2 separate regions of the Homo sapiens genome follow, and region 1 is linked to region 2. A link is a contact called in ENCODE Hi-C or POLR2A ChIA-PET data. All regions are on one chromosome and are shown on one strand. The core of a region is the stretch at or near the end of the contact, and the rest is flanking DNA. Distances in the headings are between cores, read along the strand shown.

Region 1 (6,715 bases), core at 1,059-3,558, 2.1 Mb after region 2:
ACTAGTCAGAATTTCAGCTGAACTCACACCTCTTTCTTATATAACAGATAATCCATCAGACATTTATCTCTAATCAACAGTGAAGTAGCTACCTGGTATGATTTCTAAATACTTGAACAAAGTACTTTTCCATGAACATCCTATGACTTTACTTGGAGGTTACTTTAACTCAATTCTAAGCATGTAATTGTAACCTGAAAAACTGGTAGTGGCAACATTTTCACTTGTGCCAAATGAATGTAATGTACATAATAGTCGAGGGAGCTTTTTGTACTTTGGGGTTATACAAGTACAATTTCAATAGCAATAGGATACTTAACTCAGGAATACCTATTGAAGTAGTCTTATCTTAGTTTCTTGAAGATATTTATCAAGAAATGAGAAAAATCTCTTCCCTGGCTAAGCAGCCTGCATTGTGAAATATGTCATGTTGAAATTGTGCTGGTATTGTTACTCTTTCCTGGCTGGGAGGAAATTTATTGAAAAAGCTTCTCAAATCTTTTTTTTTAATCTAAGTTTCCTATATGTTTTTTTTCCATGAAAAGGAGTAATAGATATATCAGAAATAAAGGCTAACTCTCCAGCCCCTGCTAGAAATTGTGTTGCTTAGGCAAAGATTCAAAGATTTCATTGTAGAAGCTCTGGCTTTTTAGAAATTTGTTTTTTAGTCTCCACATTTATTATGCTTCTGTGGGAGGGTGTAACTTCTGTAGATTGAGGGGAACAGACAGAATCTGATGAGTACAAGTTGCCTCTACAAGAGCATTCACAGTCTTCTCAGGAACATCTAGGGAAAGAGTTCCTCACAAGGCACCACTTCTGAGGGGTTACATTATATCTTGGTCAAAAAGGAGGATCCAATATGGTTTTGTGTAGAATATGACCTTCTAACAGAAGTGGACTTAAATTTTTTTTTCTCATTTTGGCATCTTATCCCTTCCAATGGAATTAAAATTCTGAATTCCTTTTTTTCTTAATAAAACTATTTTTTAAATCCTATTACAAATATATATTCATTGTAGAAAACTTGAAAACATTTTTAAAAGAACAAGGACAACAATAAAGAAAATTCACTACCTACAGTTAATATTGGTTGTTTATATTGTTACAATGAGATTCTCCAATTATTTATTGGGGTTTTTTTCCCCCCTACAAGGAAGGCAGCGTAAGCATTTCCTGTTATTATATTTTCTTTCTTTCTTTTTTTTTTTTTTGACACAGGTTCTCACTCTGTCACCCAGGCTAGAGTGCAGTGGCATGATCATAGTTCACTGCAGCCTTGACTTCCTGGGTTCAAGTGATTCTCCAACCTCAGCCTCCCCAGTAGCTGGGATCATGTGTGCACACCACACCACCCAGCTAATTTTTTTTTTTTTTTTTTTTTGAGATGGAGTCTCACTAACTCTGTCACCTAGGCTGAAGTGCAGTGGTGCAATTCTGGCTCACTGCAAGCTCTGCCTTTCAGGTTCAAGCAATTCTCCTGCCTCAGCCTCCCGAGTAGCTGAGATTACAGGTGTGTATCACCACACCCATCTAATTTTTGTGTTTTGTTTTAGTGGAGATGAGGTTTCACCATGTTGGCCAGGCTGGTCTTGAACTGACCTCAAGTGGTCCACCCACCTCAGCCACCCAAAGTGCTGGGATTACAGACATGAGCCACTGTGCCCAGCTGTACCCAGCTAATTTTTAAAAATTTTTTTGTAGAGATGGGGTATTGCCATGTTGCTGAGGCTGGTCTTGAATTCCTGGGCTCAAGCAATCCTCCGGTCTCAGGCTCCCAAAGTATTGAGATTACAGTCATGAGCCACTGCACCCAGCCTTCTCCAGTATTTTAACACTGAGTAGAATTCTATTGTGAATTTATTTAAAGTATTAAAGTGATTTGGGATTGTTTTTATCTTTTTTAGTCGATATGTTTTTCAATAATGTTTTAACATTCTCCAACTATTCTTATTTTTTTCCAAAAAAAAAAAAAAAGACAGAAATGGGCCCTGGTGGCTGGTATAATCAAGGTGCGGTTTTGTCCTTTAACTTCTCTGACAGCCTTCCCTGTTTATGGATCCTCTGCCTCTGTGAAAGCCTCAGACTTTGCCCTTACCATGTGTTTCTTAGCCCTTGTTTTAAAAAACAGGAAAAAGAAAGAAATTGTCTTCTCTTTCAATATAACAAACACCAGGTTGTTATATAGAAGATACAATTAACTTCACATTACCTGGTATGCTATGATAAACTATCTTCCAAAACATATATTTGTCTTCTAGTTTTTTGTCACTGCTTTGTCTGAGTTTTTGCCACCTTTGCAGAAAACACTGTTAGACGTGTAAATCTGAAAAACAGGAAGGTCTCATGACATTAGTCTTTCCTGTCAGCTCTCTTTTGAATCTCCTATAACTGTTAACAGTAGCAAAGAAAGCAATTTTGATACTTTGGAATGGAAGACATGAAATAGCTATTCTGAAAATAGTTGTGAACATACCAAGTTCATAGTGTTTAGTTAAGGAAAGGCCTTGCTTCATAAGAATTAGTGACTTGGTTTTTTTTTTTTCTTTCTTTTTGTTTGTTTGTTTGTTTCGTTTTTTTGTTTGTTTTTTTATCATGTAACTTTGTTTCAGATTTTTCAAGGTTGGGAGCAGAAATCCTCAGTAATTTATTTTACCCAGAATGTTTTAATCTGAAATTTTTTAAAAAACAAAAAAACTAGATATCTTATGACTGTTGCTCTCACACAAAAATAGGTGTTCAGAAAAGTAAATATATTCTTACTCAAAGAATAAAAATGTCAGCTGTTAGCAAAGTCATGAACCCATGTGTCATGATTCTTGATTTAGAGCTCTTAAATATACTCAATATGAACCCTGTCTTAGAAAAACAATTTGAAGAAATGTCTGGTGGTTTTCCCCTGTTTCATTCCTACTGTGTCTTGTGGTTTCTCTTGAGGTCAAGGGTGAGACTACCGTGCATGTTTCAAATAAAGAATTGTTTGTGTCTGTGTTCTAGATCTATGTAAAAACCTCACAGGATTGGGGGGGATATGCTCAGAAAGTTTGTTCTTTGTGGCACATTTTTTATAATGAAGTTCCATCTTGAGAGTTTAAGGGACCAGTTTCACCGGGTAGAGAACCGCATCTGCATTGCTAGCTAAACTCACTGTTGTTTCCCAGACAGCAATCCTGCCTTCCTGTGCCACTTGCGCCTTCTCCTTTTTACACCTTTGAAAGTTCACTTTGTTGCTTGTTTTTCCTCACCAGTTCTGTTCGTTTCTGTATGTCCAGACACTAATGCCCACCTCTGGCTATTGTTCTTCTGCAGAGGGAGAACCGAAGATTACAGGAGGCCAGCATGAGGTTGGAACAAGAGAATGATGACCTTGCCCATGAACTAGTAACAAGCAAAATTGCTCTACGGAATGACTTGGATCAGGTAATCCTTAGAAATGAGACTGTGATGACTTCCTCAGGGCAAAGACCGATTTGCCCTCATCACCGCCCCCACAAACTTGCTTTGTTCTTGACTTTGTTCTTGAGGAATGGACAAGTGGCAGGGACAGTCTGTTAATTGGAGACCATGGAAAACATAAGCCTTTGAGAAAGGTTTGGGTCATTTCTAAATAGCATGTGTGACATACTTTCTTTATACCTCTAAACTCTGTTATGTCTTTGTTGATACCTTTCCTGAACCAATGGCTGTCAGCATAATTATCTGAGAACATCAGTCACCAAGAATATGCCTGTACTAATGCCACTCTAACAGTAGATGCCTTACTTTTTGTTCCAGTAAGAATTATTCTCCATAATAAATGTGAACTTTTACATGAAGTACCTACATTAAGAGTTGGATTGTTAGATTGATAGGCATCTGAGTGGCTGAGAGCCAGACTGCCTGATTGTGAATGCTGGCACCACCACTGTGAACCATATGACCCTGGACAGTTCTTAAGCTGTCTATAGGTATAAAAAGGTGTCTATCTCATAGAGATGATATAACAATTAAATAAGTAAAACACTTCGATAGTATGTGTTCATTAAATGTTAGATGTAGCTGAGAGAGCTGGCACTAAAGGGAATTCAAAAACAAAAACAAAAACTGTGTTGTTTGGGACACAGGATATGGAAGGTAGAAAAAGCTGCCCAGAGAATGGTTTTTTAAAAAGTTGTGGCCCTGTTAACCACAAACCTCATTCAGCCCACCCATTTGGAAGCTGTGAGAAGTGGTATGAGAAATATGTGACTAGGAGAGTCAGAACCAAAGAAGGTAGCCGGATCTCCATTCAATCAGGGTCAATTCAGCCTTACCTCAGTGGTCATATTTTTGTATTCATGAGACTGTTGAGATAAGTCAGTGCTATAATGAAAGTCTTGGTTCTATGTTAACTTTCCAAATGGTCTTGATTCACACTTGATTCTGCCATTTTGAATCTTTTATCCATTAATAATTTTCTTATGATGGCTGACTAAATGAAACAATTTTTAAACAGTTGGATTCAGTGGGGATGCAGTGAAATGAGCTAAGGAGAGTTTCAAAGTTGTTTGGCAAATGTAGTTGGTAATATGTGTTAAGACGTTAAAAGGTTTAAGCAATAATAAAATTAAATTTTACTATGTACCCACTATGTGCCAAGCACTAAATAAAGCAATTTATAAACATCATCTCATTTAATCTCCCTAATGACTCCAGGAAGCAGTTATTATTTTAATCCTCCATTTCATGAATGAGGAAACTATATAGATGAGGAAACTAGAGATCCTCTGACTTGTAAAGCTATCCTAAAAAAAAAAGATCTGTTTAAAAAAAATGTATATACAAGGTTGTTTACTGCAGTGTTACTTATAAGAATGAAAAATAGAAATATTATTTTATCTATGTTCACTAGTAGGGGAGAATGACAGTTTGACTGTAAAATGTCTTTCTGGAATAATTTTTGTTAATGGGAAAATAATGATAAAGTATTTTTTTAAAAAATACTTTTTTTTTTCTGTAAACAGTAAACATTTATAATGTTTGCATCTAAATTTCAAGGGCTACTGGCTGGCATTGGGTCATCCTATAGGGAAGGGGACCATAGTATACCTAGATAGGGAAGAAGCCCACAAGGAAATACATCAAAATGTTACTGCTAGGTATCTCTGGGTGATAAGATTAAATATAATTTTTATATTCATCTTTATAGTTTTTTCCCATTTAGAATTTATAGAAAGACCCTAAATTACTTAACCACCATAGGTTAACTAAAAATGAGCATTGGAACTTTTAAAAATCAGAAAAATAATGAACATTATAATATGCATATTATATATGAATATAATACTAAATAATATATATAACTTTAATAATCAGAAAAAAATTATTATCTTAAAAATCATTTCTTCACCAAGAGAACCCTTTATGTGAGTCAGTCTGGAGTGACTGCCATTATAGGTATTCCTGAAGTAATTGATTATTGAGTACCAGGGTAGCTCATGATGTGAGTGCTAGAACAGCCCCTGAAGAAAAGGTTCCATCAGACCTTCATTCTTCCTCTGCCTTCTCTCTTCCCTCCTTGACTCTCTTTCCCTCTCTTTTAAGAAAAGTAAATATGACCTGGACCCTCCCTTTGGGAGCTTTTTATCTAGATGAAAGAATCTAGATGAAAGAATAAAAACTGCTGTTTCATGCATATTTCCTCCTAACTTCTGATTTTGCAGTTTCCTCCTCATTGGGGTTTATTTGCTTACCAAAAAGCTGTCCCTGCAGTTGAAGTGACCTGCCCCACCAGTCTTCTAGGAAGGGCCCTAGCCTGAGAGTGAAAAGTACTGGCTTTGCAGGCCTTCACCTAGTTTGCCCAGTACTTTCCCATTCCCAGTTCATGAAAATCAGATCTCTTAATTAAAATAGCAAAACACTGGCAAACTTTAAACAAATATAAAAGTAGATTGTATTTAAGACAATATGTAAGCAAACAAACACTAATTAGGAAATTAGGTTCTTTGCAAAAATAAATCATTTCTTACTCTGACCATTTTAGTGCTAATTTCAGGCTTCCTGGGCACCAAAGGCTCTTCAGCTTTTCCCTCTGGCAGAGCCTTCCTCTCTTGAGAACTCGCCCTCTCTCGGATTCCTTAAATAAAGATTTCTCAGTGATTAGAAGTGAAAAAAAGGTGCAACATCTCCATTTCAGTTTCTGTTTGCTATCTGCTTTCAGGCCTTTCCTGTCCTTCCCTATTTGCAAGGAACAAAAGAGAAGAGACATGATTAGTACTGTCCTGCTGAGGACCAGGGGTCTAGGTTCCCTCTCACCATAGCAAGTTCTGTTAGACCAGAAGCTACATGGACTAAGTGGAAAATTATTTTGTTTTATTTTAAGTTGAACAACTGGCCTGGTTAGTTCTTTCAGAAATCATTTATCAGAGATCCTCATTTCTGATATTAGGGCTGAGTCTTTTCTGAGGTTATTGGTTGATTCATGATTAAATCACACATTGCAATGCTTGTTTCTCTCATACATATATAGCAGAAGCCTTAGATTGCAATTAGAACTTTCAGTATCAATGAGACATTATAAGATATTGTTAAGTATTTAGACTTGATAATGACAGTGTTTCAATCTTATCAAATTATGGTGAAGGCTGTCTGGTGCAGTGGCTCACGCCTGTAATCCTAGCACTTTGGGAGGCCGAGGCAGGTGGATTGCCTGAGCTTAGGAGTTCGAGACCAGCCTGGGGAACACGGTGAAACCGAG
Region 2 (6,622 bases), core at 91-2,590:
AATAATGTGAGAAATAGTTTCCAAAAATAAATAAAAATACTAAAATATAAATTAACATTTACAAAGAACTGCAACCAAATGACCATTAAACAAATACTTTCTGAAGAAAAGATGTAAAATGAATCAAAACATAAAAATTATAAAACAGTCTTATGATCTTATGATATACATAAATTACCTTTATGTTTAAAAAATCAGTAACTGGAAAGTTGTTATTTTCTGCCAATTTGTGATTTTAACCAATTTGTTTTGGTTTGTAAAGAAAGGGGTGGAAGAATACATAGCAAACGGATAATACTGTCCACTTCAGGGAAAGGATCAGCAAGGGACACAATGTTTTATTCGCTTGTATTGGTTTTCAGCCAATTTATGATTTTAACCAATTTGAGCAATTCAGTTGGATGGAGAAATTTTAGCTGTAAAATCAATACGAGAAAGTTGTTCATTTTCCCCAATGCTGATACAAGATCAAAAGACTTTCACATGCATGATTTCCAAAATGACTCAGTGAAATATAGAAATAAGACCTTAGAGCTGATGATTGACTGGTAGAAGGGGGTTTTCATTCTCTTATCTGGTGTAGCATGCCTTTGGATGTCCCTGTGTTTTAGGGCAGTATAAACAGTATTAATACATGATGACTTGGCTGTTGAACAAAAAGGGCCTGAGATATGGGCAATTGTGTGGTGAGAGGTATTCTTCAAAGACAAGCTCTTCAAGATGATTTCCTGCAGAGAATCCTATCAAGCCTGAATGAACAATGCAAGGGGTGACTGTCTTACAAGCTTCAGCGCAAAACATTTTGGTACCACAGTCTGTGGGTTGTTCACCTGCAGGACAGTAGCAAGGTAAGTCATAATAAAGCACTCTAGTGAAAAAAGAAGTGTCCACACAAGCTGAAGAGCAGATATGGGGTGTGTCAACAACACTGTCATATGATATGTGTTCCAAATTTCTTTGGTGGAAACACAGATGCAAAGATATTAACCGAAAGAGAGAGAAAAAGAGAGAGAGCGCGAGAGAGCGCGAAAGCCAGCTGAAACATTTTTATAGATCATTATGATATTAATTCCCCAGACTCAATACCACCAAAACTAGAAAAGGAAACCTGATCAAATTCTTTGCAAATTCTGAGTCATGAAAAACTTGTGAATAGTACTGTACATTTCAGATTACTAAATTAGAGCTCATCGGAGGATTTATATGACTGGTTACTGGTGAAAAGATCAGAGAATGTCCTTTCATCCATCAGTACTAACTGAAAAGGGAGTCGATTTTTTATAAGCAAAGGCAACAGGCTGAGCCATGTGTATTTCCTGAGGTGTTGCTTTGACATTTGAAAGTGAAACTCGACACTAGAAGCTTAGATGCGTCCGGTGAAAAACAATCTGTGAGCTGTGAAACTGCAAAACAATTCTGTGGATCATTCAGTAAAGTCATTTCTTCCTTTGGTTTCCTTTAACAATAGTACTATGATATTGACAAACTTGCTCTATTTGGGTGTTTTCTTTCTATTTTCTATTCTTTTGAGTGTTAATGAATTAAGGTGTCCATGAAATTAAACTTTTGGTGATAGAAATATAATTATTATAACTTTTATATTTACTAAAACTCTCTGCTTAATAAAATTTATGAAGGTAATGTATGTTTGGTGTAAGTCAAACAAATACAAGTGAATAAAATATTGTCTCCCTTGCTGATCCTTTCCCTGAAGTGGACAATATTATCAGTTTGCTATGTATCCTTCCACACTTATATTTATGTCTATAAAATGTATGTGGATTAATTTGCAAAAATGGCGAAGCATTCTTCTCATCCCTGTAGCATCTCCTTTTTGTAGTGCAGCTTTACTGCTCCTCCCACCAAGGAGTGGAGTCTATTTCTTCACCTTTTGAACTTGGGCTTGGCAGGGATGAATTCCTTTATATCACTGGGACATGACAAACAAAAATGATGACAAATGTGACATTGGGACAACAAATATGATGAAAACCACTTGCCTTGGGGCTTGTCATAATCACCATGGGAATTCTATTGTATCCATAGTTATGCATACAGCCCTCTAAATCATGAAACACAGTAATGTGTTTAAAAAGATTTCTGAAGTCATTGGTTTGAAGGAATAGATCTTGTAACAAGTGTTGTGGGATCTTGGGATATATATGCAATAAAATCTCTGAAATCTTTAGCTATTCACCTGTAAATATATGCTTTATTTTTAAGAGGACAAGAATTGTTATATGAGTCATGTAAGAATATATGATCCCTTTCCTTTAAAGGCTTTTGAATATAGCTGAAAAGATGAAGGTATTACAACACTCGCTTTTCATGTTTTTATACTCTATTCTCCATTTCAGCCAGTGCTCCATTCCCACAAATTTCCAAGTTTCCCATGCTTGCTTCGTCTTCTCATCTTGTAGGGACCATATAGGAGAGTGATGTGATAAATTAATTTACACTAACATGACAGGATTTTATTGGTTATTCTTTTGATGTGTATAATTGCCTTTTAAAAGAAACCTGGAGAGAGACTAACTAGAGCTTAATTGAAAGGCATGAAGTGATAATGATGGAATTTTAGGCCATAAATATCTGAATGTTGAAAGTTTACACCCAATTTCTTCCACCTGTCAGCCTGCCCTTAATACCTTCTTAGATAAAACAGTATTATTCCTTACTCCAGGATTAAATTATATGTAATTTGAGATACAATTTTTTTTATTTTATTAACAGAGGTGATACAAGAGTAGAAGAAATTGTAGTAACATATTTATAATCAGAACTAGGAATATTGACCACTAATGTAGTCAAAATAATTTTTTCATAACTGTCAGGAGAGGGAAAAACCAACATGTGCCTCAACACAAATACTATATACAAATAGTTTAGTATATTGAAGCACTAGAACCAATCAGATCATTTTTCAAGATGTATGCAAAAATTACAATAGCATCAGCTTATTAGTAACAACATTCACAAGACGGTTACTTCACTGCAACTCACCTTAAGCATGGTCAGCTATTATACATGTATAGATGCTTAGGGACCAGTAGTGTTATAGCTAGATAAGATGATTGATTAATTGATTGACCGATACATAGAGAGATAAATAGGACAGAGACTACAGTGAGCTTTATGTATATTCCACTTAAGCCATATAGTCCAATGACCATACATTGGACCTTGATATCACCCACCTGAAATCTCTCCTGAAATCTTTATTTTTCTTTTTTTAATTTTTGTGGGTATATAGTAGGTGTATATATTTATGCAGTATATGAGATATTTTGATATAGGTGTAGAATGCATATTAATCACATTAGGGTAAATGGGGTATCCATCAGCTGAAGCATTTCTCCTTTCTTTGTGTTACAAACAATCGAATTATACTCTTAGTTTTTTAAAAATGTACAATGAATTATTGTTGAATGTAGTCATCCTGCTTTCCTATTAAATACTAGATCTTGCTTATTCTATCTAATTATCTTTTTGTACCCATTAACCATCCCTACTTCCCCCACCCATGAAATCTTAAATTCAAGCATTCTGCTCTCTGATCATAGACTGTAGTCCTTCAATCCTGTCACTCTGTTACTTCTGCTATTCTCATATCTTATCAAAACTGCTAGTCTTTTTTTTTTTTTTTTTTTTAGTAGAAACAGGGTTTCACCATGTTGGCCAGGATGGTCTCGATCTCCTGACCTCATGATCTGCCCACCTTGGCCTCCCAAAGTGCTGGGATTACAGGTGTCAGCCACCATGCCTGCCCAAGACTGCTAGTCTTTTGATCCCTCCTGGTCACCAAGTATTTAGCCTCTTCCTGTCCTTCCTGTCTTTCTCTATTCAGCCTAAACTACATGATTCATTACTTGCCTATTGACCTTCCACCACGCCAGCCTGAAAAGATTCAAACTATTTAAAATATGTATTGTTTCGGTCCAACTCTTTTCTCTCTATACTTTGGGGCCATTATAGGGTCTTCAACCTTAACTTGGCCCTCATTGCTGCTCAACAGTCAAATATTTCATCAGTTCTAGCTCCCATTTCCAATAGCAGCTATTTCAGAGCTCATGCACTCTCCATAAGCCTCTTATCTGAAAGAATTCTCCCACAATCTCAACAAAGAACCTCTCTCACCTTTTACTTTACCAAAAAAGTAGTCTTCAGGTAGGAACTTCTTATCTTCATGAAACCCCACCTGCAATCTTACTGTATATATTTTTGCCTTCGTCCTTTGGAATCCAGTGAAAGACATATTCCTCTTTGTGTTTTCACCTGTGTTCTCCATTCTGTTCTATTCCTGCCTCTTCAGGAAACTTGTATCATCAAAAATTACACTTCCTTAGCCTTATCTTGGTTCCTATCATGGTTCTTGAAGTACCTCCAAGGAGCTCAGGTCTTCTAAAACATCTTTTAAAAATTATGGAATTTTGTAAATGAATGTTTGAATCTATTCTTGTAAAGCTAGGTTGGGTCCAAAAGAGGCCTAAGCCATGCATACAAACCCCTTATATCTCATTAGCTTTATTTATTTTATAGTCATAGGCTACATCATTAAACCCAGGTTTTTATGAATAAAATTGGAACCAAAGTAATAGAACTACAGGAGGCAGCCAGCTCAACATAAACCAATAGTAATCCAATTATGAAAAACCTCATGTTCTTTGTAGGTGGACAGAATATTTCAACTATTTATAAAATACTTTTGGAGTGCCTAAAATGATTTACGCTTTAAAGATATCATGATAAAGAGGGAAGATAATGTGTTTTATCTTCTATTCCTCTGGTGTAAGAAGTCTGTTTTTGTAATATGTTTTAATATTATGTCCAAGCACCAAAGTTTCAGTAAGTCTATATTTTTATCTCTTTGGTAACACCTACACTTAAATGTCTACATTTTCCACATTTTCTGTGGATTCTTTATTCACCTCTTTTATCAGTGACACCACTTCCTTTGAAACCCCCTCAAGTAGAAGCACTCATTCCATCACAGCTCCTTCTTTTGAGTCTGGGAGGTTGGGCCTGCACTCTTTGCCCACCCACACATTCTTTCTGACTACGCTCTTAGCTTGACAGCCTTTATCTTACTGACAGTCATGCCTTCTAACCTACCAGCCTTTTCTCATCAGCTTCACATAGCAGCGGTTTCGTACCCTATGAGATGTAATATATGATTATTAGCAATAGAATGTTCTCCATTTCCTCACCCTCTTTTTTGTCATTTTCCCAATCAAAATTTACTCCCCAGAACAGATGTAGAATCTAATTACTGGTCCACACTGGGTCCTCAACATTCTATCTTATTCTTTATCCTGATGGTTTATCTAGTGCCATCACAGTTACTTCATCTTTCTTCTACAATTATCCCTTCCTGTCCATTTCAGCAACACCCTTATTTTTATACCTGTCCTGGACTTGGTCAGTACCTGGAAAAGTGTGCCCTTTGGAGTCTTTAACTCTGAAATGTTCCTTTTGGCCACAACTTTTTATTCTTCTATATTTCTCTCTCCCTGGCACCCACTAAACCCTGTGCCTGAAATCATTTTGAATTCTAGCTTCTTTGATCTAGTTTATTAGGTTTATTTTCCCAGGTCCCTCACTGACTCCCCTTGCCTTAACTTTCAAATACACTATCTCCATATCCTGCAATTTTTCTCATCTCCTTATTACTCTGCCAAATGAAAGCATCCAGATTATAACTTAATATTCTGATTATTCTATTTTTGATTTGGGTTTCCTATAACCTTCTGTAAAAAAGTTCATGATGCTGATGATAAATTTAATTACAAATGTATTATCTCTAATTTCAGTCAACCTTTCTCAACCATTCCTTTATTCTTTCCATCAGTGTCTGTTTTTATTCCCCACCAAACTTTTCTGATTTTTTGTTTGTTTGTTTGTTTTTTGTTTTGTTTTGTTTTTGAGACGGAGTTTTGCTCTTGTTGCCCAGGCTGGAGTGCAATGAATGGTGCAATCTCAGCTCACCACAACCTCCACCTCCTAGGTTCAAGCGATTCTCCTGCCTCAGCCTCTCAAGTAACTGGGATTACAGGTATGTGCCACCACATGGCTAATTTTGTACATATATATATATATATATATATATATATATATATTTTTTTTTTTTTTTTTTTTTTTTTTTTTTTAAGTAGAGATGGCATTTCTCCATGTTGGTCAGGCTGGTCTCAAACTCCCAACCTCAGGTGATCCACCCACCTCGGCCTTCAGCAGATGACCCAGTTCTTATTTTATAGAGAAAGGAAATACTATCAAGTAAAACTGCTCTCATATCATACATATACTGTATCTTCACCCATTTTTTTTCTCCTCCCAAAGTGGAAAAAATATTTTTTTCTGAATTGCTAGGTTAATGCTTCTGCTTATGTTTTTGGACACATCTCCTCTTGAATCCTCAGGGATTTTGCCTTATTAATCAGTTTCATTCTTTGTTTCTCCATTTTTTTTTTTTTTGTCTTTTTCTGCCTGGGTTTCAAACACTTAGCCACAGGCATGTTTATGATTTCCCCTTTCTGAAAAACTCTGCACTGCCCAACTTCCTTCTCTTTACCACCCCGTTTAATAAAATAATGTCTTACCACCTCCACTCCTCTACCTTTTACGC

The links. A loop is a pair of places that touch in the nucleus more often than their neighbours do. ChIA-PET counts read pairs that join two places held with the same protein, here RNA polymerase II (POLR2A). Pooled maps may share reads with other maps.
Region 1: a loop to region 2 is called in a pooled map, with 5 times the contacts of the local background. The contact joins two enhancer-like sites. A Hi-C loop is called at or near these places in 5 of 50 pooled maps. POLR2A ChIA-PET finds 5 or more read pairs at or near these places in 3 of 52 experiments (BJ, OCI-LY7 and T-cell).

Annotation. Positions count from the first base shown.
Region 1 is chr1:174,965,968-174,972,682 of GRCh38, forward strand. RABGAP1L (RAB GTPase activating protein 1 like) reads left to right here. Exons shown (of 26, transcript NM_001366446.1): 21 at 3,310-3,420. Among named protein-coding and RNA genes, the nearest start is that of RABGAP1L-AS1, 15 kb to the left of the region's middle. Within about 2 kb of position 2,309, at least 8 of the 41 ENCODE cell types and tissues checked have a DNase peak (open chromatin) inside an H3K27ac peak, as active enhancers do; they include OCI-LY7, where a contact is called at or near this core.
Region 2 is chr1:172,894,016-172,900,637 of GRCh38, forward strand. No RefSeq gene overlaps it. Among named protein-coding and RNA genes, the nearest start is that of TNFSF18, 150 kb to the right of the region's middle. Within about 2 kb of position 1,341, at least 7 of the 41 ENCODE cell types and tissues checked have a DNase peak (open chromatin) inside an H3K27ac peak, as active enhancers do; they include OCI-LY7, where a contact is called at or near this core.